Regions from separate parts of the Homo sapiens genome. Here region 1 is linked to region 2. Evidence: read pairs that join two places in POLR2A ChIA-PET (ENCODE). Cell type or tissue: A673. All regions are shown on one strand. Links, peaks and the distances in the headings refer to the core of each region. The heading gives the core; the rest is flanking DNA. Region 1 has its middle 41 kb from the start of CCND1. Region 2 has its middle 66 kb from the start of LINC01488.

Evidence for each region. ChIA-PET counts read pairs that join two places held together with the same protein. Peaks named below come from ENCODE experiments on the same cell type or tissue, not always from the same donor. Only the 100,000 strongest peaks of a DNase experiment are listed, where the experiment ranks them.
Region 1: POLR2A ChIA-PET joins it to region 2 with 11 read pairs; 2 of 35 experiments call an interaction of 5 or more read pairs at or near these places.

The regions. Positions count from the first base shown.
Region 1 is chr11:69,595,031-69,605,475 of GRCh38, forward strand. No RefSeq gene overlaps it. Among named protein-coding and RNA genes, the nearest start is that of CCND1, 41 kb to the right of the region's middle. RefSeq lists enhancers at 5,852-6,352, 6,353-6,853. In A673, for the core only: CTCF peaks have their summits at 3,327 (motif pointing left), 3,529 and 4,476; DNase peaks (open chromatin) are centred at 3,306 and 4,661; H3K27ac peaks cover 6,935 bases.
Region 2 is chr11:69,542,460-69,552,904 of GRCh38, forward strand. No RefSeq gene overlaps it. Among named protein-coding and RNA genes, the nearest start is that of LINC01488, 66 kb to the left of the region's middle. RefSeq lists an enhancer at 9,819-9,963 and a cis regulatory region at 9,891. In A673, for the core only: no CTCF peak of the experiment used is centred there; no DNase peak of the experiment used is centred there.

The DNA.
Region 1 (10,445 bases), core at 1,403-9,402, 52 kb after region 2:
ACCTGGGTGAGAGGCAGTCCTGCCACAAAGAACTGGGGACCTAAAGCCGTGTCTCCTGTCCTCCTTGGGCCTCTGATTCCTCAGGTCTGAATACCAACAAGCCTTTGGAGCTTATGCGGTCACAAGAGCTAGGACCACTGCACCAACTTCCCTTGGAGCCCACCCCATGTGTGACGGGCCCAATTGTGTCCCCAGAATTCATATGTAGAGGTCCTAACCCCGGTGCCTCAGAATGTGACTGCTTTAGAGATAGGGCTTTTAGGAGTAATTAAGTTAAAATGAGGTCCCCAGCATGGGCCCTAATCCCATATGACTGTGTCCCTATAAGAAGAGTAGATGAGGACACAGACACACACAGATGGTCAACCCTGTGAGGACACAGGGAGAAGATACCATCTACAAGCCAAGAAAGAGGCCTCAGGGAAAACCAACCCTGCCAACACTTTGATCTTGGACTTCCAACCTCCAGAACTGTGAGAAGACAAATGCCTGTAGTTTAAGCCATCCGCCTGTTTTGGCAGCGGGACCAACAACTGCACCAGGTCATGCCTCAGCGCCGTTTCTCCTGCTGGGCCCTTGACCTGGGGTGCCCACCCTCTCCCACTGGCCAGACTGCCTTCCTCTTCCGCCTTCAAGGCATAAGTTGGTGTTGGTGTCACTTATTCTAGGAAGGCCCTCTGGTACACACACGCTCACACACGCTCGCATCCACACACACGCTTTCTCACACACACACTCTCGCATGCTCACACACATGCACACATATGCTCACACACATGCTCACATGCACACACATACTCACACACATACTCACACACACTGACATACACACACATGCCCTCACACACGCTCACAATACACACATACACACATGCTGTCATGCACACACATGCTTATGCGCACACATGCTTATACCCACACGCTCTCACACACATGCTGACACACACATGCACACTTATGCTTTCACACACACATGCTCACATAACACATCCTCACACACGCTCACACACACTCACATACACACACGCACTCATGTACACAGGCCCACACACACAAACATGCTCACACACACGCTCACATACACACACTCACACACATGGTCATGCACAGGCTCACACACACATACACACAGGCTCACACACTCACATACACACGTGCTCACACAGGCTCACACACGCGCTCACACATGCTCACACACACACATGCTCACACACACACAGAGTTGCTTCCTTCTGTTAGATGATGGGCTCTGGCAGCAGCAAATGCCACCTTGGTGTCTCACCTTGGCCATCCCATTACCATCTTCCTGTCCCTAGAGTCCCCAGGTGGACACCGCCCACCTGCGCTCAGAAGCCCAGCATCCCCTTCTACCTCACTGGGAGCACCTGCAGGACCACGAGGGTCCCTCTAGTCCTTGGACTCAGCATCCAGCACCATGCGAGCGCCTTGGCTTTCAGGACTTGTCAGGTGAAGGAGTGACAGGCACATCCCAGCCACCATCACCACAGACCCGTGGCTGGGCACACGGTGGCCCCTTCCCAACTGCTTTCTTTCCCCAGAACTCCCAGGACCTCATGCCTCGTCCTCACACTCTCCTTGCCAGACACAGGGACATGGCTACACGCAGACATTTTGGCCACTCCTGGACCTCTAGGGACTGTGTTGACTCAAGTCTTAATGGGGCTTATTAGAGATCTTTTTCTTCTTCTTCAACAGCAACAAAACGGACCCTACTGTGTGCCTGTCCTGGAAACAACAGACACTTTGTTGGGCAGGCTGGGCAGTGGAGACACAGAGCCGACCCCACCCAGTGACCCCTCCAGCCAGGAGCCACCATGCGAGAGTCACCCTCCCAGCATTCTGTCCCCTGAGAGGCGAAGTGTGGGTGCTGGCTTTGTCAGGTGGCTGAGCTCTTGGCTACCTTCCTAGGGGGTCCCTGCAGGAAGAAGCTGAGGGGCTCTGAGAACCTGTCCAGGCTGTGCCCAGTTGGCCCTGCCAGTGATGATGTGAAGAGGGTGGTGACATCGGGCCTGCCCCTGGTCACCCCTGATTTCTGCTGCTGCCTCAGAGGGGGGTGTAGGCTGCTCAGCCCAACCACAGGCTCCAGCAAAGCCACCTCCAGTTCGAATTTCCCTCACCTGCAAACCAAAGGCGCATGGAGTACCTGCCATGGGAGGGGGCAAGCAAGCATCCTTCCCGTAGCCCTGGCAGTGCGACGGGGTGGGAACCCCAGGAGCACCGGGGTTTCTCTCTATGGACAGGCTAGCATCCCATCCTCTGTCCCCAGGGGACGCCTCTCTCCAAAGGGCAGCTCCAACCTGCAGGTTTACCAGCCCCCACAAGTAGGAGGGGAATGACTGGCCCACAGGATGCAGTCCCCTGCTCAGGATGTCATAACAAGGCCCACAGACCGAGTGGCCTAACAATCGAAATGTATCCACTCACAGTTCCGGAGGCCCCAGGTCCATACTGAAGGTGCCAGGAGGGTTGGTTCTGTCTGAGGGAAACCCGTGCCACGCCTCTCCTTCGCTGCTGGGGGCCCCACGCACTCCTTGGCTTGTCAATGGCCTCCTCTCCCTGCGTCTCCCCTTGGTTGCCCCTCTGTGTGATTTCCCCTTTTCATGAGGGCCACAGTCATGTTGGATTAGTGCCCGTCCTAATGACCTCATCTTAATCATCTGCAGAGACCCTATTTCCAAACAAGGTCACATTCCCGTTCATGGGTACCAGGGCTCAGGACTCCAGCATCACTTAAGGGGGCCAATCCCACAGGATAGGGGAGGCCAGTGCTTCGTGTCCCTTCCCACCAGGCCAGGAGGTGCATTGGCCCGTGGGACTCCAGGCACAGAGTGTAGAACATTCAGGAGAAAGTCCTCTCTCTAGTCCAGCAAAATCTCCAGGCCTCTGTGCACTGGGAGCTGAGGAAATGGCGTAGAATTTGTCTCATCTTATGGTGATTCCAAGTAGACACAGTGTTGGTGCCAGACACAAGACACTGGCAATACCAGGCCAGCCTTTTAAAATTTTATTATTATCATTATAATCATTGTCACTGTTACAATTGATGCAGCCTGAGATTTACTTAGAAAAAAGGAATGGCCATGAGCTTTTGTGAGAACTGGGGACTGACGTCAGGACAGGTGTCCCCATGGTGTGAGCACCTGGGGTAGGAAGGACTTGCTTATGTGCTCACAGCCCCTGAGTCCTTGTGCTGTCAAGAGGAAGCAGAGTTCCCCGGAAATATGGCCAGAGGGATGTAACCACTTCCTTATGCATGGCACATGGGTTCCGGGTCCCCATAGTTGGTGCTGACAGCCACCCGGTGGGCAGGAGTAGCATGGCTCTGCCTACTCTTGCGTCAGGCTCAGGGTCCACTCAGCAGCCCCAGCCTCTAGCCTGGAAGGGTCTGGACAGGTGGTTGGTCATCCCTGGAGGGCCACTGATCAAGTGTGGCCCTGGTCAAATTAGGGTGTAGCTCTAGTCTGATAGGACTGTGGCCCTATAGGAAGAGCAAGAGACACCAGACAGCCTACTCCCTCTCTTCCTCCACCATGCAAAGACACAGCAAGAAGGCGGCAGTCTGGCAGCCAGGAAGGGAGCCCTCACCAGGAGCTAAACCCAACAGGAACCTTGGTCTTGGACGTCTGGCTTCCAGAATTGTGAGAAAATTCTGTTGTTTAAGCCACCCAGTCTGTGGTATTTTGTTATAACACCCTAAGCAGATGGAGGCAGCTCTCCTTGCTTTGCTAATAATAATCATTTACCTAGGTACATGAATTCAGGTGTTCAGAAAGCTTTCCTGGCCAGGTATGGTGGTTCACACCTGTAATCTCAGCACTTGGGGAGGCAGCAGTGGGAGGATTGCTTGAGCCCAAGAGTTCAAGACCAGCCAGGGCAACATGGTGAAACCCCATCTCTACTGAAAATAGAAAAATTAGCCAGGCATGGTGGCACTCCTGCAGTCCCAGCTACTTGAGAGGCTGAGAGGTAGGAGGATCGCTTGAGCCCAAGAGTTCGAGGCTGTAGTGAGCCATGACAGCAACACTCCACTCCAGCACAGTGACTCACTCCTTTAATCCCAGCACTTTGGGAGGCCAAGGTGGGAGAATTGCTGGAGCCCAGGAGTTCAAGACCAGAAAGCTTTCCTACCCTTACCTCTCAATCTTAACACTCCATGGTGCAAATGCTTTGGGGGTGGTGGGGCCAGGCCAGAGCCCAGGGCTCAGCCCCCTGGCTCAGTACTACGTCCCATACTCCAAAGTTAGATTTCAGAGCTGTTTGTGATCAGTCTACTTGGGCACTTGAGAATGAAACCCATTTCTCAGATTGAAAACAGAGGCCAGAGGAGTTAAACAAAGGCCTAGAAGTCCGAGGAGCCTGGCTGTACATATTCATTTATAGCATAAACAAACTGACCAATTGTAATAAAATGGGTTAAAGAGGCTGGAGAGGCAAAGAGAGTTTCTGAGTTCCTGCCCACCAGGCACACCCTGCAGGTTTCTCCAGAGATGTTCCTGTTCTCTTCGCAGCCAGGGATCTCCCCCTTGGAGTTCCCAGCCGTGCACCTAATCCTGCCTCATGAAACTGGATCCCACCAGACAGCTAAGCCTTCGGATGCCTGTAATTCCTTGGCTAATGCTAGGCTTAATTAAGACATCGACTTTAATAGCATTCTCACCGATTAAGAAATGGCAGGTCTGAAAGATGATATTTCCTGGTGTGCAAAGATATCATGATGAAATCTCCAAGTCATCGTTTCAACACAGGAAGTTATCGGCTACCTGGGGCAGTGCCCGTCCTGCTGCACAATTGGCCCGCTGTTAGCAGCGTTATTTAAGAGGCTGAGGCATCCATGTTTCCCAGGAGCCGGTCAGTGGGGAAAAAAAGGATCAATTGAGTATTTTAGCTCTGCATATAGGTCTTCTCGATGTTTGGTTTGCTTTGATGCGGAGTAAAAGTAAGCGTTATACGTTTGAACTTGTTGCTTTATCTTTTCCAGACTTCTGTCATGTCTCAAAGTCAGCTAAAAAAAAAAAAAAAAGTCAGCTTGAGTTAAATTAGCATTTCTGCCTCTCTTCCTTTGCCTGTCAGTTTTAAAAATAAGTATCGTAGTTTTATAAAAATCGAGTACCAGAATCTTTACAGTTCCACATGGCATAGCTGCCACCCAAGTCGAACGTGAAGCTGAGCTCCCGTTAGATCTGCAGACACTCCCCATCAATGTCCATCTGGTGCATCAGGGTTGCGGGGTACACTGGAGAGGAAACACAATTTCTATAAGGAATGGAGTACAGTTTATAAAACAAGCTATTTGTTTCCACCATGAGGTGGTCTATCTCTAGCAGGGTGTTGCCCTTTTTATAACATGGGTCTCTGTTTTTGAAAGAAATTGTCTGTTATGTGCAAATTATTATTTTTGGAAGGAGGAAACCAAAATGTCAGTGCATTCCTAAGCCACCCTAGGGGTAGGGGTGAGGAGACTTTCCTGGGATCCTCCTCCATCGTCCAAGCAGAATCAAAGCTGGGGCAAGATTTCACTTGAGTCAGCACCACCCTCCACCCCCATGTCTCCATCCCTGGAGCTTAGATGGATTCAGTAGAGTGATGAGTTAATACTAGTTTCCTTCCTTAGCCAACTGGCCACTTAGGGTCCAGAGAAGAGACCTTCCGTGGGCACTGACCAAGGCCAGCACCCACAGCAGGAAGAACTGCTGGCAACGGGCAGCTCCAGACCCCATATCTGCGCCTCTTGGGAGGGACAGTGGCCTGCGGAGCGGCACCCACATGGGAGCGTGTGCGTCCCAACAGAACTCTCCCTGTGTAAACCCCTTCTCGCCTGGGACCCAGTGCCACATTCAGACCTCGGAAATTCATGTGTACTCAGGAAATTCAAACACATTATCATTTTCCAACATGCGGTGATGACGGTAATGACACTGGGAGGCCTTCACTCAAAGCAACCGTGGATGGAGCTGACAGGGCAAGTGTTAATAGGACCACCACTGATGAACAGGGAAGGAAGCAAAGCCAACCATATTTCCACTCCTCCTTGGCTCTCGATAACCCCTGGGCTCCATACCCCCACCAGGCCCCAGGACTGTGGCCAGTCCTCGCCTGCCTTTGTTCTTTGGCAGGCCCGCTGGCCTCTCCACCAGGCAGCCACATCCTCTGCAGAGATGCACATATTCGTTTATTTATTCAATTCATTTTGACTTATTCATCAGATTTAAATGGACTCTTTTTCATAAAAGCCCAAAGAGTAGAAGGGAGGTGGCTCTCCAGATGCAGGCGCTGGGCCCCATGAGTTTCCTGTTAAACCCTTGATGAGGTCCCTACATGTGCAAGACCACGGTGGCAGAGAGGAGGCCGAGAGCAGAGGCCATGGGAGACAACAGCTGCTTCACGCCCAGCTTTGAGGGCCAGCCTGGCCAGGAGAAACCTGAAGGTGGGAACCTGCAGCTTCCTGGGCCCAGCTGAGCCTGGGGTGAATCCACATGTTTACAAGAGGGTGCAGTATGCAGGACCGGCCGCACAGCTCAGATGGAAACTCCCCTCCTACAGTCAAAGTCCAGATTCCTGGCTTGGCCTTCAAGTCTCTCCAGACCGACTACTTTTCCAGCATCCACTTCAGAGCCCTGTGGTCAACACAGCAGAGCAGCCGCTTTCTCATCCCCAAGCTCACCATCCAGGTCCCCTGTGTTGGCCTGGCTTCTGGGAGCATCCCCTAGTCTCTGATGAAAGCTGCTGAGGACTGACAGCCATGTCCTGAGCCAAGAATTGACATTGACTGCATGAAAGCCACCTGGCCTGGAACATCCCACCAGAACCACCCTGCCTGGTAGGGCCATAGTCAGTGACTGACTGACTGACCCTGGGGGTCTAAGGGCCCCCATGCCTCACTGTGGGACTGACTCTGTGATGCAGGTCACACTCCAGAGCCCCCTGTGGGGCTGAAACCACCACTGTGCTGAGCCTCCCCTGCCCCATCTAGCCTCTCTCACTTTCTTTCTCTTGAAAGCCCTCTGTCAATCAATCCCATGGACCCAAACCCTTGTCTCAGGCTCTGCATCTGAGAAGCCTGGCCAGAGACCCTGCCCTTTCATATCCTTCTGGCTTTGCTGACTCTGTCCCCTCCATGGAAAGGCCTCTTTCTCCCTTAGCACGGGTTGAATTATGTCCCTCAAATATTTATGTGTTGATGTCCTAACCCCCCATATCTCAGGATGTGACACTGTTTTTGGGAACAGGGACTTCGAAGAGGTAATTTAAGTCCAGTGAGATCACATGGGTGGGCCTTAATCCCATCTGATCGATGTCCCTGTAAGAGGAGAGGAGGACACAGACACGCACAGAAAGACCACCCTGGAGGACACAGGGAGAAAGCAGTCAACTATAAACCATAGAGAGAAGACTCAGGAGCAACCAGCCCTGTGACACCTTAATCTGGGACTTCCAGCCCCAGGATGGTGAGAGGATCAATTTCTGTTGTTTAAGCCTCCCCATCTGCAATAGCTCATCATGGCAGCCCCAGCAGATCAAGACACTACTACATTCACTGACACTGCATTTGCCCTTCAGGATCCAGCTGTCATCCACCTGCAGTGCCTCCCCACTTCTCCAAGATAGAATCATTTCTGCAGCACATTCTCGTGCCCCTCTTAATATACATACCACATCCCCACTTGCATTATGCTAGTTATGTACATTCCTACCTTCAGCAGAGACTCTGTCTTTTAATGTATTCCTCCTTGCATTCCACGTAAGACCTACTAAATTGTCAATCAATGTTCATCGAGTTAAAAATGGACTTGGATTGAATTTCTTGACTCCCTGGGGCAGGCCACCTTCCTCCTCCCCAGCAGGCCGAGCTCAGTGGCAACTGAGATGGTATCGCACACGGGCACAGCGCAGGATCACGCTCCGGTCTCCGACACTGGCCCCATTTAAATGACTCTGGGGACAGAGAATAGGAACTTAAATTTCTTTCCATGCAGCTGAAGGCTTCCTCCTAGGAAGTCGCTGACTGAACACACCTCACCGAAAAGATCACAGATGAAACTGAAACCCTAGACCCATCTCAGGTCCCCTAGGGGCTCCTGATCTGTGGACCTGGCTTCCCCTAAGACCCCCTTTGGGAGCGAGGCTGCTGGGAGTCTGTGCACCAAGAGGTCAATTGTCCGATATCACTGAGCCAAAGCTATCTGTTTAACCGACAACATATCTGAGTGTCAGAATCAGCGACCATCATCCAAGATGCTGGAGTTTTTTCTTCCGCGTTGAAATGGATCCTTTGAGAGTCAGTCAAGGGGAAAGAATGTGGAAGGATGAAGCTCAGTAGAGCACCTCGGAGAAGGAGGCCCTCGGTTATAAGGGGGACATGAAAAACGGGGAATTTCCTCTCCCATCACAGGCTTCCCTCAGTTACCTCTACACCTTTCTGTAGAAAAACCACTCATTTGTTTTTCTGAAGACAGGAGGGCAGGGGGTGTGGGGATCATCCACAGCAAGGCATGTTTCCTGAGAATGTTTTTGATTGTCAGGAGGAGACTTTTCAAAGTAAACGCATGAGAGTCTCCCTACCCCCACCCTCCATACGAATACTGGGGGCTGCTTTGCATAAGCAGCTTGTCGGCAGGAAGAAGGCAAGTCGATGCATCCCAGGATGAATGATAACTGCGCGGCCCTGGGCTTATGAACAATAGCTTTCTGGCCAGACAACATTAGCCACAGCCAGGTTGCATTTTTAAAAGAATGTTTGTGCATTTTTTTTCTCCCTCCTAAAACTCGGAAGTCTCTTAAAAGACATCAAAACTGTTAAGTGCAGATATTCGGAATAAATCAACCCTTTTTCCCTCCAGTATGGTTGCTGTTGTAATAACAGACTTCTTATTTGTTGGATACTTATGTAACTTAAGATGAAAAGACATCTTATAGCCTTCTGGCAAAATGATGGGAAACCAACAGCACACCGGAGTCTCCTTTACGCCCAGGAGGGAGTCAGTTTCAGGCCATGAGAAAGGGGCACTTTTCACTGCTTCTTGAGACCAACCTCCTGCCTTTCAATATTTCCATACAGTGACTTTTCATAAAGGCATGTAAAAAATACCTTGGTTAATTGGTTGTGATGAAAGAACATGATAACACAGTGGTCACGGAGACCCATTGAGGGTTTGTCCAAGAATTCGTTAAGTAACTGGTTTCTGAGTAGATTTGCTTAAATGTGCATGTTCCTCTCTGATTTGGAGACATTTGGCAAGCTGAGGTTCAAAACAGGAAAGTCGGGTTCCAAGGCTCTAAGCAAATCGGTTCATCTTAATGGGCCTCAAATGACCCAGCTAAGAAATGGGTCTAATTATACCCACGGCCTTGGATCGTTGTGAAGTTTAATTAATGCTTGAAAATGTTTTGAGATCCTCGGATGAAAACAGACCACAGATACAGAGTGTTATTACAGAATCCTGCCAGAGGCTTTCTTTTTCTGCAATAACATGCTGTGGGCATTATCTGAACTTTGTCCCTGCCAGCAATGGGGATTTCTGAGATGTGCCTCTGTCCACTACACCTGCTTTCAAACCCTTTAAAGCCCTTTGACAGCTACGGGCCACTTATACGTAAATGCCCCAAGACAACAGACATGAGATCTGAAGAGATTCCTTAGCAACTCAATTTCCAAGAAGTGGCCAGGCACGGTGGCTCATGCCTGTAATCCCAGCACTTCGGGAGGCCGAGGTGGGTGGGTCACTTGAGGTCAGGAGTTCGAGACCAGCCTGACCAACATGGGGAAACCCTGTCTCTACTAAAAATACAAAAATTAGCCAGGTGTGGTGGCAGGCGCCTGTAATCCCAGCTACTCAGGAAGCTGAGGCAGGAGAATCGCTTGAACCCGGGAGGTGGAGGTTCCAGTGAGCCAAGATAGCACCATTGCACTTCAACCTGGGTGACAGAGCAAGACTGTGTCTCAAAAACAAACAAACAAACAAACCCAGGCTGGAGTGCAGTGGGTGACAAAGCAAGACCCTGTCTCAAAAACAAACAAACAAACAAACAAACAAAAATTTCCAAGAAGAAAAATGTGTCTGTGCTCTCTCCTGTGGACTTTGGTTAATTTCTCCACCATCAACGGTATCATTTGAGGATGACTGTGGTCCCTCCCACACCTGGCTGAGATTGCTCAAAATCAAAATGGTCTTTCTTAATGAACAGCCAAGGAGAGGGCTCGGGTTCACCATCTTTTATTTATCCTTCTGTACTATAATAAAGTAGAAAAGACGGATCTTAACTAAATTTGGTCTCTAATAAAGGGATTCCGGATGCACACAGTTTTGCCTTCCTTTTGATCTTCATCTTTTAAATATAATTTTCTTGCTGGGCTCATGTGCCCGGGGTAAGAGATGGATGGAAGGCTCTGCATGGTCTGTAGGTCACAGGCTCACTGGCATGTGGAG
Region 2 (10,445 bases), core at 1,596-9,595:
AACAGTGAGATCATTGCGTGAGTGGGGCTGCTTCGTATTGTCATGAGAGTTCCATGAAGGCCCCGAGGGCACTCCGAAATATCACAGTGGCTTCCAGGAAATTCTCTGCCAGCATCTGCAGGCGGGAGACAAAGTGTTGCCTTGGTCCCATTTCTGGGGCAAAGGCGACGCTCCGCACCCTGCACTTGGCGCTCTGCGCTCCGCACTCCGCAGGCCATAGTCTGCACTCCGCAGTCCCCAGCCCGCACCCCACACTCTGCTCTGCACTCCGCACTCCGCACCCTACTGTCCGCACTCCTCACTCCACAGTCCATACCCCACACTCTGCAGTCCGCACTCCGCAGTCTGCACTCTGCATTCCACACTCCGCAGTCCTCACTGCCGCAGTCCACACTCTGCAGTCTGCACTCCTCGGGCTGCTGGCAGGGCCCTGCGTATCTTTGCTCAGAACTTTCCTTCCCAGAGCCTCAGCTTTTCCGGCTGCCTGGGTGGCCTCAGAGGGTCTAAACAGCTTTCCATGCTCCTTCGCACCATACCTCTGGGCTCGGGGCACAACTTCTGCCACATTCTGTGCCACGTGGTCACTAGCACTGCGCGGCCAGATTTCCACAGGCGTCCATGCCGCAGTTGTGTGCTAAGGGTCTACTGTGTGGCAGAGACGCCCAGACAAAGAAGACACAGCTCACGGGCTTGCGTGACTTACGGGTAGGGGGACCCACCCACCTGGTCATGGCAAACCCCTGAGAGAAGTAGAATGCGCTGCCTTGTCCATCCCCCGCCACCCATCCATCGGTTCATTCATTCCATGAATATGTGTTGGGACATGTAAGACTTGCTTTCATCCCCTGTAGTTGCTATGACAAAGTCCCACAAACTGGGTGTCTTAAAACAATAGACATTTACTCCCTCAGAGTTTCAGAGGCCAGCCATCCAGAATCAAAATGTCAGCAGGGACAATGCAGTATGGCTTAACTGTGTCCCCCAAAAGTTCATGTGTTGGAAACATGGTTCCCAGTGCAGCCGTCTTGAGAGGTGGGACCTTCAGGAAGTTGCTGGGCCATGAGGATCCTGCCCTCGTGAGTGGATTAATCCATTCAGGGGATAATGGATTCATGGCTTATGGAGGGAATGGGGTAGTTATCACGAGAGTGGGTCTATGATGAAACTCACTTCAGCCATATCTCATGAGCCCCCGGGCATCTGAGGCCCTGTGCCCCTCGGGACTCTGCAGAGAGTCCCTGCCAGCAAGAAGCCCCACATCAGAGGCACCCCTCAACCTGGGACCTCCCAGCCTCCAGAACTATGAGAAATAAATATCTTTTCTTCATAAATCACGCAGGTAATTACTTATAACAACAGAAAATGGACTAACACAGCCACACTGTCTCTGAAGGCTCCAGGGAGGATCCTACCTTGCCTTGTCTGGCTTCTGGTGGTTGGTGGCACCCTTGGCATTGCTTGGCTCATGGCCCAATAGTCTCACCTTCAATAGTCACGTGGCCTCCTCCTGTCTGCGTCCCTGTAATCAAATGTCCTTCTTCTTCAAAGGACCCATTGGATTTAGGGCCCACCCCACTCCATTCTGACCTCGTGCTAGCTTATTACATCTTCTTCTGTCTGCACCCACCCTATTTCCATGGGAGAACCCTGAGGTCCTAAAAGGCCATGGACTCTGTGGGGTCACCTTCCAGCCCAGCACAAGCATGTTGCAGGAGCAGGCACTGTTCTAGTCTCTGCCATCACGTACCTTGCATTTCCGGTAAGGGAGATGGATTTGAAAGCCATAGTCCGCAGGTAACAGAACGCCCGGTGGAGCACAGCTCTATGGAGAGAATGAAGCAGGGGCAAAGGCTCCAGGGTGATGGGGACACCGTTGTCTGCAGGGCAGCCCAGGAAGGCCGCTGTGAGGAGCTTACAACTGCAGGGAGGTAGTGGGACTCCCCAGGGGAGGACTGCTCCGGGTACAGAAAGCAGTCAGTGCCATGGGCTTGAATGAGAAGTGTGCCCGATTTCCCAAGGCCTAGCAAGGAGGCAGAGTGGTGGCTGGGCAGGGACTGAAGGAGGAGGAGAAGCAGGCAGGGCGGCCACTGCCAAGTCCCAGAGCAGGGCATCTTTCCCGAGCATGCTAAGGACGTGGGAGTTGAACTGTGGGCTTGGGGGAGCCTTAAAAGAGAAGTGGCCTGGACAGAGTCTGTGCCAGGCCTGCCCTGGCCAAGATGGGGAGAGCCAGGTGAGGGGCAAGCGGGGAGGAGGAAGAGCAGCCACGGAGAGGCCAGCAGCACCACAGAGCGAGGCTGAAGCGGGGGCGATGCGGGGTTCTGGACGTAGGTCTCAGTCATGCTGACGGACATCGCTGAGCTGCAGGATGGGACCAAAAGAGCAACACCATGGACAACTACGAGGTTTGGGGTCTGAGCACCTGCCAGGTGGCCGTGCTGTTGCTGTTGGCTGATGGGAGAGTAATCAAGCGGAAGATAAAATGCTCTGTGGTCGGCTGGGCACAGTGGCTCACGCCTGTAATCCCAGCACTTTGGGAGGCGGAGGCAGGCGGATCATGAGGTCAGGAGATTGAGACCATCCTGGCTAACACGGTGAAACCCCGTCTGTACTAAAAATACAAAAACAAAACTAGCCGGGCATGGTGGTGGGCGCCTGTATTCCCAGCTACTTGGGAGGCTGAGGCGGGAGAATGGCATGAACCTGGGAGGTGGAGCTTGCAGTGAGCCAAGATCGTGCCATTGCACTCCAGCCTGGGCGACAGAGCAAGACTCCGTCTCAAAAAAAAAAAAAAAATGCTCTGTGGTCACAGCAGAAACTGAGAGGAAACCTGCCTAGATTCAACATTCAGGGAAGGGGACTTCTGAGCTGGGTTTTGAAGGATGACTAGGAGTACCCCACTGTGCCCAAAGTGAGCAGGTCCTTCAGGGGAGGGGTCAGTATGCCCTTGTGTCAAAGCCTCTGATGAAGGCAGTTTCTGTCTCCTCTCCTAAGCCTCCAGCCCCTCCTCTCCTGAGCCTCCAGCCCTCGAGGCAGGTCCTGCGTCACCGTCACCGGGAGCAGCAGTGGGCAGGAAGAAAGGGGCAACTGTGATGTTTGCAGCCCGGCACCCACTCTTAGCTGGCAGCATTCCCTTGGGCCTTGTATGAGGTTGGATTGTGTCCCCATAAAAAGTTACGTCCACATCCTAACCCCCGAGCCTGTGAATGCACCCTTCTTTGGACATAAGGTCTTGACAGATGTAATCAAGTGAAGATGAGGTCGTTCTGGGTTCGGGTGGGCCCCAGGTAAAAGGCCTAGCATTGTTCCAAGGAGAGGGAGATTCGGGGGCACATGGACACACCGAGGGAAGAAGGCCAGTGAAGACAGAGGAGGAGATTGGGGGGATGAACACTGAAGACTGCCCACAGCCTCCCGTAGCCCCTCAGAGAGCCTCCAGGAGGAACCAACCTGGCCGACACCTTGATTTTGGACTTCTGGCTTCCACAACTGTGAGAGAAGGAAACTCTGTTGCTTTCAGCCCTGCTGTGTGTGGAACCTTGTTTCAGCAGCCCAGGACACTCACACAAGCCCCAATGCCATCCTCTGGAAGACAGGCACAGTGCCCGCCACTCAGCCTCGGGCACTGTTCCACGGGGCAGTGTCCTGTGCTCCACCAGCACAGCTGACACTTGTCTTAGTCAGGGGCCTCTGGAGCTGGGCCACTCAAAACGTGGTCAAGCGACCAGCCACATTGACGTCACGTGGAAGCTTGTTAGACTGGCCCACTTGGACCCAGTAAGCCAGAATGTGCATTGTGATAAGATCCCCTGATCTCCCCTGCACCGCATGCTTTGAGAAGCTCTGCTCTAGGACGCGGAGCCTGAGGCCAGGACGTTGGTGCCGACCCTGGCTGAGGGAGGGGTCAGCCAAGGCGGGGGAGTGAGGAAGAGGGCCATGAAGAAGGCACAGGCACGACGACACGAGGGAACCAGAGGGGTCCTGGGCAGAAGCACCCCAGCTGTCCCAGCAGGAGCCGCACCTCCAAGTGGCCCACAGAGAGTAAGGAGGAGGGGGTTTGTCAGCCTGGCTGCCTGTCACTCCTCTCCCACTGTTAAAAGTTTACCCCATGGTAGAGGGTGGCAGAGGATGAGGAGCAACTCCTCAATGGCTCCAGGGCGTTTGGGGTGAGGACAATGTTTTAGATCTTGAGGGAGGTGGTGGTTGCACAACTCATTAATGTACTAAATACCACCGAGTTGTTCACTTGAAAATGATTAATCGATGTTAAACGAATCTCACCGACGTTTTTTAAAAGTGTATCTGTGAGATGCTAACCTCTCCTGCACTCCCGGGTGCTTCTCAGAACACCAGGTCTTGCACGCTGAGTCATGGCATCTGGGTACCATCGAGGAGGGAGAGGTGGAGTGCAAGAAGACGATGGCAGAGTCGTGTGTGGTGACTACTTTCTCATTATTGTCACCATCCTCTCCAAAAGTTGACTCAGTTTCATAGCGCATCTGGCAAGGCTCAGGCGCACCCGGGAGCATCCTCACCAGCCTACAACCAAGAATGGAGCCACCCTGAGAAAGAAGCATGGAAGAAAAGACTGTGCAACTGAGAGAACGGTGCTGCACACAGTGGGGCTTCCAGGAGCACCAGGGTGTGATTTATTGCATTTATCATTCAACTCCAGGTGATCTGTGTGCCACAGGATTGCAGCTCAGGCGTGCGCCACGCCACCCTGAGTCAAAGTGAAGCTTGGGCAAGTCACTCAGCCTTTCTGAGTTTCAGTTTTCTTATCTGTAAAATGGAAGTGATATCCACCTACTCAGAGCTGTTGGGAGCAACGAAAGTAGATGCCACTTCAAACCTAGCCCCGAAAACTTCCTATAGATAGAGCTTTATGGAAAATTAGTAGCTCACAGACAAAAATTGCAACACATTAGAATAAATCTAGCAGAAGTAAGAGACAGCAAAATCAAACCCACAAAGAGTTCAAAATTGAAATTATCAAACATAAAAAATAATATAAATATGTTTAATATGTTTAAAGAAATAAAAGTGAAACTTAAAACATGATCGAGGGATCCATAAAAAATGACCAACAAGTTTTGAAAAAAGGCAGAATTTCTAGAAATGAAAAATGTAATTACTAAAATTAAAAACTCGCTGTGTGTTGAGTAGCTACATTAATTTCAGACAAAGTCAACTTTGGAGCAAAGAAAAGCTCCAGCATAAAAAGGGGCATTACATTCTGCTAAAAAGGATCAGGCCAGGCGTGGTGGTTCATGCCTATAATCCCAGCACTTTGGGAGGCCGAGGCAGGTGGATCATGAGGTCAAGAGATTGAGACCAGCCTGACCAACATGGTAAAACCCCGTCTCTAGTAAAAATACAAAAATTAGCCAGGCATGGTCATGCCCACCTGTAATCCCAGCTACTCAGGAGGCTGAGGAGGAGAATCGCTTGAACCCGGAAGGCAGAGGTTGCAGTGAGCCGAGATGGCGCCACTGCACTCCAGCCTGGGCGACAGAGCGAGACTCCATCTCAAAAAAAAAAAAAAAGAAAAAAAGAATCAATTCACTACGGACACTACAAAAACCCCAAATGTGTATCACCTAAGAGCAGAGCTTCCAAAGACATAAAGCTTACAGACTGACAGAACTGAAAAAAGAAATAGATAAATCCATAGTTAATAGTTGGAAACTTCAACACTCCTCCCTCAATAACAGAACTAATAGAAAATCATCAAGGATAGAGAAGAACCTAACAATACTATTATCATCTGGATCTATGAGACATTTAGAACATTCTGCCAACCAGGGGTGGTGGCTCTTGCCTGCAATCCCAGCACTTTGGGGGGCTGAGGAGGGTGGATCTCTTGAGCCCAAGAGTTTGAGGCTGCAGTGAGCTATGATCACATAACTTCAACAGAGTGAGACCCTGCCTCAAAAAAAAAAAAAAAGAGCATTCTACCCAAAAAAGCATAAAACATATTTTTCAAGTGCACATGGAGTATTCAGCAAGACAGACTATATTATGTCATAAAACAAACATTAACAAAGTTAAGGGAATTTAAATTATACAAAATATGTCCTATAATGCAATTAAACTACAAATTAATAACAGAAAAATCAGAGAAAAATATTCAAGCGCTTGGAAGTTAAACACCACACTTTGAAATAATGTATGACTCAAAGTCTCAAGAGAAACTTCAAAACATTTTGAACTAAACATAAATGAAAATACAACATGTCAAAATGTATGAAAAGCAGCTACAGCAGGGCTTAGAGGGAAATTTATAGTATTAAATGCTATTATAAAGAAGAAACGTCTCAAATCAATAAGCTAAGCTTTTATTCTTAAGAAACTAGAAAAGGAAGAGCAAAATAAATCCAAAGTAAACAGAAGGAAGGAAATAATAAAGACAAGAACAGAAATCAATGACATTGAAATCAGAAAAACCAAAGAGAAAAATCAATAAAACCAAAATATGGCTCTTTAAAAAGATCGATAAAATTGATGAAGCTTTAGCAAACTAACAAAGAGAAAAGAATACCTCACAGGTGTCAATAATGATTGAAAGGAATACTATGAACAATTCTGTGCACCTAAATTCTACATCTTAGACAAAATGAATGAATTTCTTGGACACAAACTACCAAAATTCATCCAAGATTAAATAAATAACTTGAATACTCCTATAACTATTAAACACGTTTAATGCATAGTTTTCTATTTGTTTTCAAAAAATAAATATCCAGTCCCACATGGTTTCACTGGCTAATTCTACCAAACATTGAAAGAAGAAATAACATTGATTGTTACCCAGAAAATAAAAGATTAAAGACTACTTCATGACACATTATATGAGCATTGCCTCAAAACTAGAAAAAGACTGTACCAAAAAGGAAAACTACAGACCAGATTCCTACATAAACACAAACACAGAAGTCCTCAGCAAAATATCCGTAAATAAAGTCCAGCATTATATGAAATACACCACCACCCAGTGGGGTTTATTCTCAGAAGGCAAGGATGGTTCAGTACTCAAATATCCATCAGTGGAATCCACCTTATCAATAACCTAAAGAAAAAACATATGATCATTTCAACAGACACAGAAAAAGCATTTAACAAAATGAAGCATCCATTCATGATAAAGTTCTCAGCAAAATACCGATAGAAGGGAACTTCTTCCATCTGATAAAGGACATCAACAAAAATCCTATATCTAGCATCATGCTTAATAAGTAAAGACTTTCCCCCAAAGATTGGGAACAAGGCAAGCATAGACACTCTCACCATTCTATTCAATATCATAGTAGAAATCTTAGCCAATAAAATAAGACAAGAAAAAAGAAATGAAAGCCTTGCAGATTGGAAAGAAATAAAACTGTCCCTGTCCTCAGGCAACATAACCACACTGAAAATCCCAAGAAGCCTATATTTTTTTAAAAAAAGACTCCTGGAACTAACAAGCAGGTTTTCAAGGTCCTAAGATAGAAGATCACCACACAAAAATTAATCTTATTTCTATACACTAACAATGCACAACTGGAGTGATTTTTTTTTTTTTAATTTCGAGATGGAGTCTCGCTCTATTGACCAGGCTGGAGTGCAATGGCACAATCTCAGCTCACTGCAACCTCCACTTTCTGGGTTCAAGCAATTCTCTTGCCTCAGTCTCCTGAGTAGCTGGAATTACAGGCACCTGCCACCATACCCAGCTAATTTTTGTATTTTTAGTAGAGATGGGGTTTCACCATGTTGGTCAGGCTGGTCTCGAACTCCTGACCTCATTATCCACCTCGGCCTCCCAGAGTGCTGGGATTACAGGTATGAGCCACTGCACCTGGCCTCTTTTTGTTTGTTTGTTTGTTTGTTTTTAGAGACAGAATCTCACTCTGTCACCCAGGCTGGAGTTCAGTGACATGATCTTAGCTCGCTGCAACCTTTGCCTCCTAGGTTTAAGCGATTCTCCTACCTCAGCCTCCTGAGTAGCTGGGATTACAGGCGAGTGCCACCACGCCTGGCTAATTTTTGTATTTTTAGTAGAGACGGGGTTTCATCATGTTGGCCAGGCTGGTCTTGAACTCCTGGCCTCAGGCAACCCACCCACCTCAGCCTCCCAAAGTGCTGGGGTTACAGGCATAATCCAGCCAAATGGAGTGATTTTTTAAAAAGATTCCATATCACAAATTATCAGATGCAACACACACAATACTTATAAGGAAATGTAGAGTTCTAAATGATGAGTAATAAATCACATACAAGTCAGGTTTATCCCAGGAATACAAGCCTGATTTATACAAATATGTTAATTAGATTTAAATCTATTAATTAGATATAAAAATCTAATTAATGTAATTTACCACAATAACAGATTAAAAAAGCAAATTATATCTTAGTAAATGAAAAAGAAAGCATTCAATAAATGTCCATATCCAATCATGGTTTGAAAATTTTAGCAAAATAGGAATAGAAGGGAATTTCCTTCATCTGATAAAGAGTCTCTCCCAAAAATACCTACAATAACCATCATGCTTGGAGAAAAGCTAAAAGCATTCCTGTTAAGACCACAAAAGAGCCTCTCCCAAAAATACCTGCAATAACCATCATGCTTGGAGAAAAATTAAAAGCATTCCTGCTAAGACCACGTCCCAGACTCTTCTGTATAACACCAAACTGGAGTTGCTAACCTGTGCAGTAAGACATGAAAAGAAAATATAAAGGAAGAAAGACACAGAAAACTCTTCTTAGTTACAAATGAAAATACTGTCTACATAGAAACCTGAAAAGAACCTATGGAAAATTATCAATAAGACATTTAAATAAAGTGGGTGGGTACAAAACCAGCATATAAACCTCAATTGCATTTCTATAAAGCAGCAACAACTAGCAAACACAAGTCTTAAAAAGATGCCACTTACAACAGCAACATCAACAAACACAGGTATATGATGCATACATATATGTAAATAAACTGGGAATAAATCTAACAAAGATGTATCCAAATGGCGCTTTTTTTTTTTTTGACGGAGTCTCACTTTGTTGCCAAGCTGGAGTGCAGAGGCACAATCTTGGCTCACTGCAACCTCCGCCTCCTGGGTTCAAGTGATTCTCCTGGCTCAGCCTCCTGAGTAATTGGGATTACAGGAGTGCACCACCACGCCTGGCTAATTTTTGTGTTTTTAGTAGAGATGGGATTTCACCATGTTGGCCAGGATGATCTCAATCTCTTGACCTCATGATCCCCCCGTCTCAGCTTCCCAAAGTGCTGGGATTATAGGCATGAGCCACCACGCCCGGATGAGCATTTTTTTGATAAAAGACTCAGTATCTTAGAGGTATGGTTCTCCCCCAAATTGTATACAGATTCAGCACAGTTCCAGTACAAAAAGAAATCCTTCCACTCTTTGATGTATTTCAGTGCAGTTCCATCATTTTCACCATAGAGGGATTATCACTCACTTGCCCTGTGATCTTGGACAAGGTCTTGAGTTTTCTCAGCTGAGAAAATAAAAGGATGGGAACAGAAGATCCCTAACCCCCCTCCTGTGCTGAAAGCCTAAGATCCTTCAGGAGGAAGAGGCAGGTGAGGTACATCTGACACTTCGGCGTGGCTCCTGCTGAGGGCAATGAAATGATAAACCAGGCTGGGGTGGGTCTGAGACTCCACCCTATGACCTTGGCATCTAACAGGAGGTAAAATGGAAAGCAAATCATGACACGTCCCAAACATTATGTAATCATTGTAAATAGCTTTTAAAGGATTACATAGACATGGAAAATATTCACGACATGTTAAGTGGGAAAAAAATCACACACATCCTATAATTACAATTCTAAAGGCAAAGACAAGATCCAGGAGGCAAGGCCGCTCAAACTCTTAAGTTTCACTGTTTGATACTGTTGAGAAGCACAATAATGACCAATGAGCAGAAAGAGCATCAGTAAACGCTCCCACTTTCTAAGTCCTCTGGCAGGAAGTCTTTATTTGCTTCCCGGAGTTAGGACTGCGGCATCAGGGGTTTCAGGCCTAGGATTTGGGGTATGGGGTGTGTCAGGCCTAGGATTTGGGGCATCGTGGGTTTCAGGCCTAGGATTTAGGGCATCGGGGATTTCAGGCCTAGGATTTGGGGCATCGGGGATTTCAGGCCTAGGATTTGGGGCATCGGGGATTTCAGGCCTAGGATTTGGGGCATCGGGGATTTCAGGCCTAGGATTTGGGGTATCGGGGGTTTCAGGCCTAGGATTTGGGGTATCGGGTGTTTCAGGCCTAGGATTTGGGGCATCAGGGATTTCAGGCCTAGGATTTGGGGCATTGGGGATTTCAGGCCTAGGATTTGGGGTATCGGGGATTTCAGACCTAGGATTTGGGGTATCGGGTGTTTCAGGCCTAGGATTTGGGGCATCAGGGATTTCAGGCCTAGGATTCGGGGTATCAGGGGTTTCAGACCTAG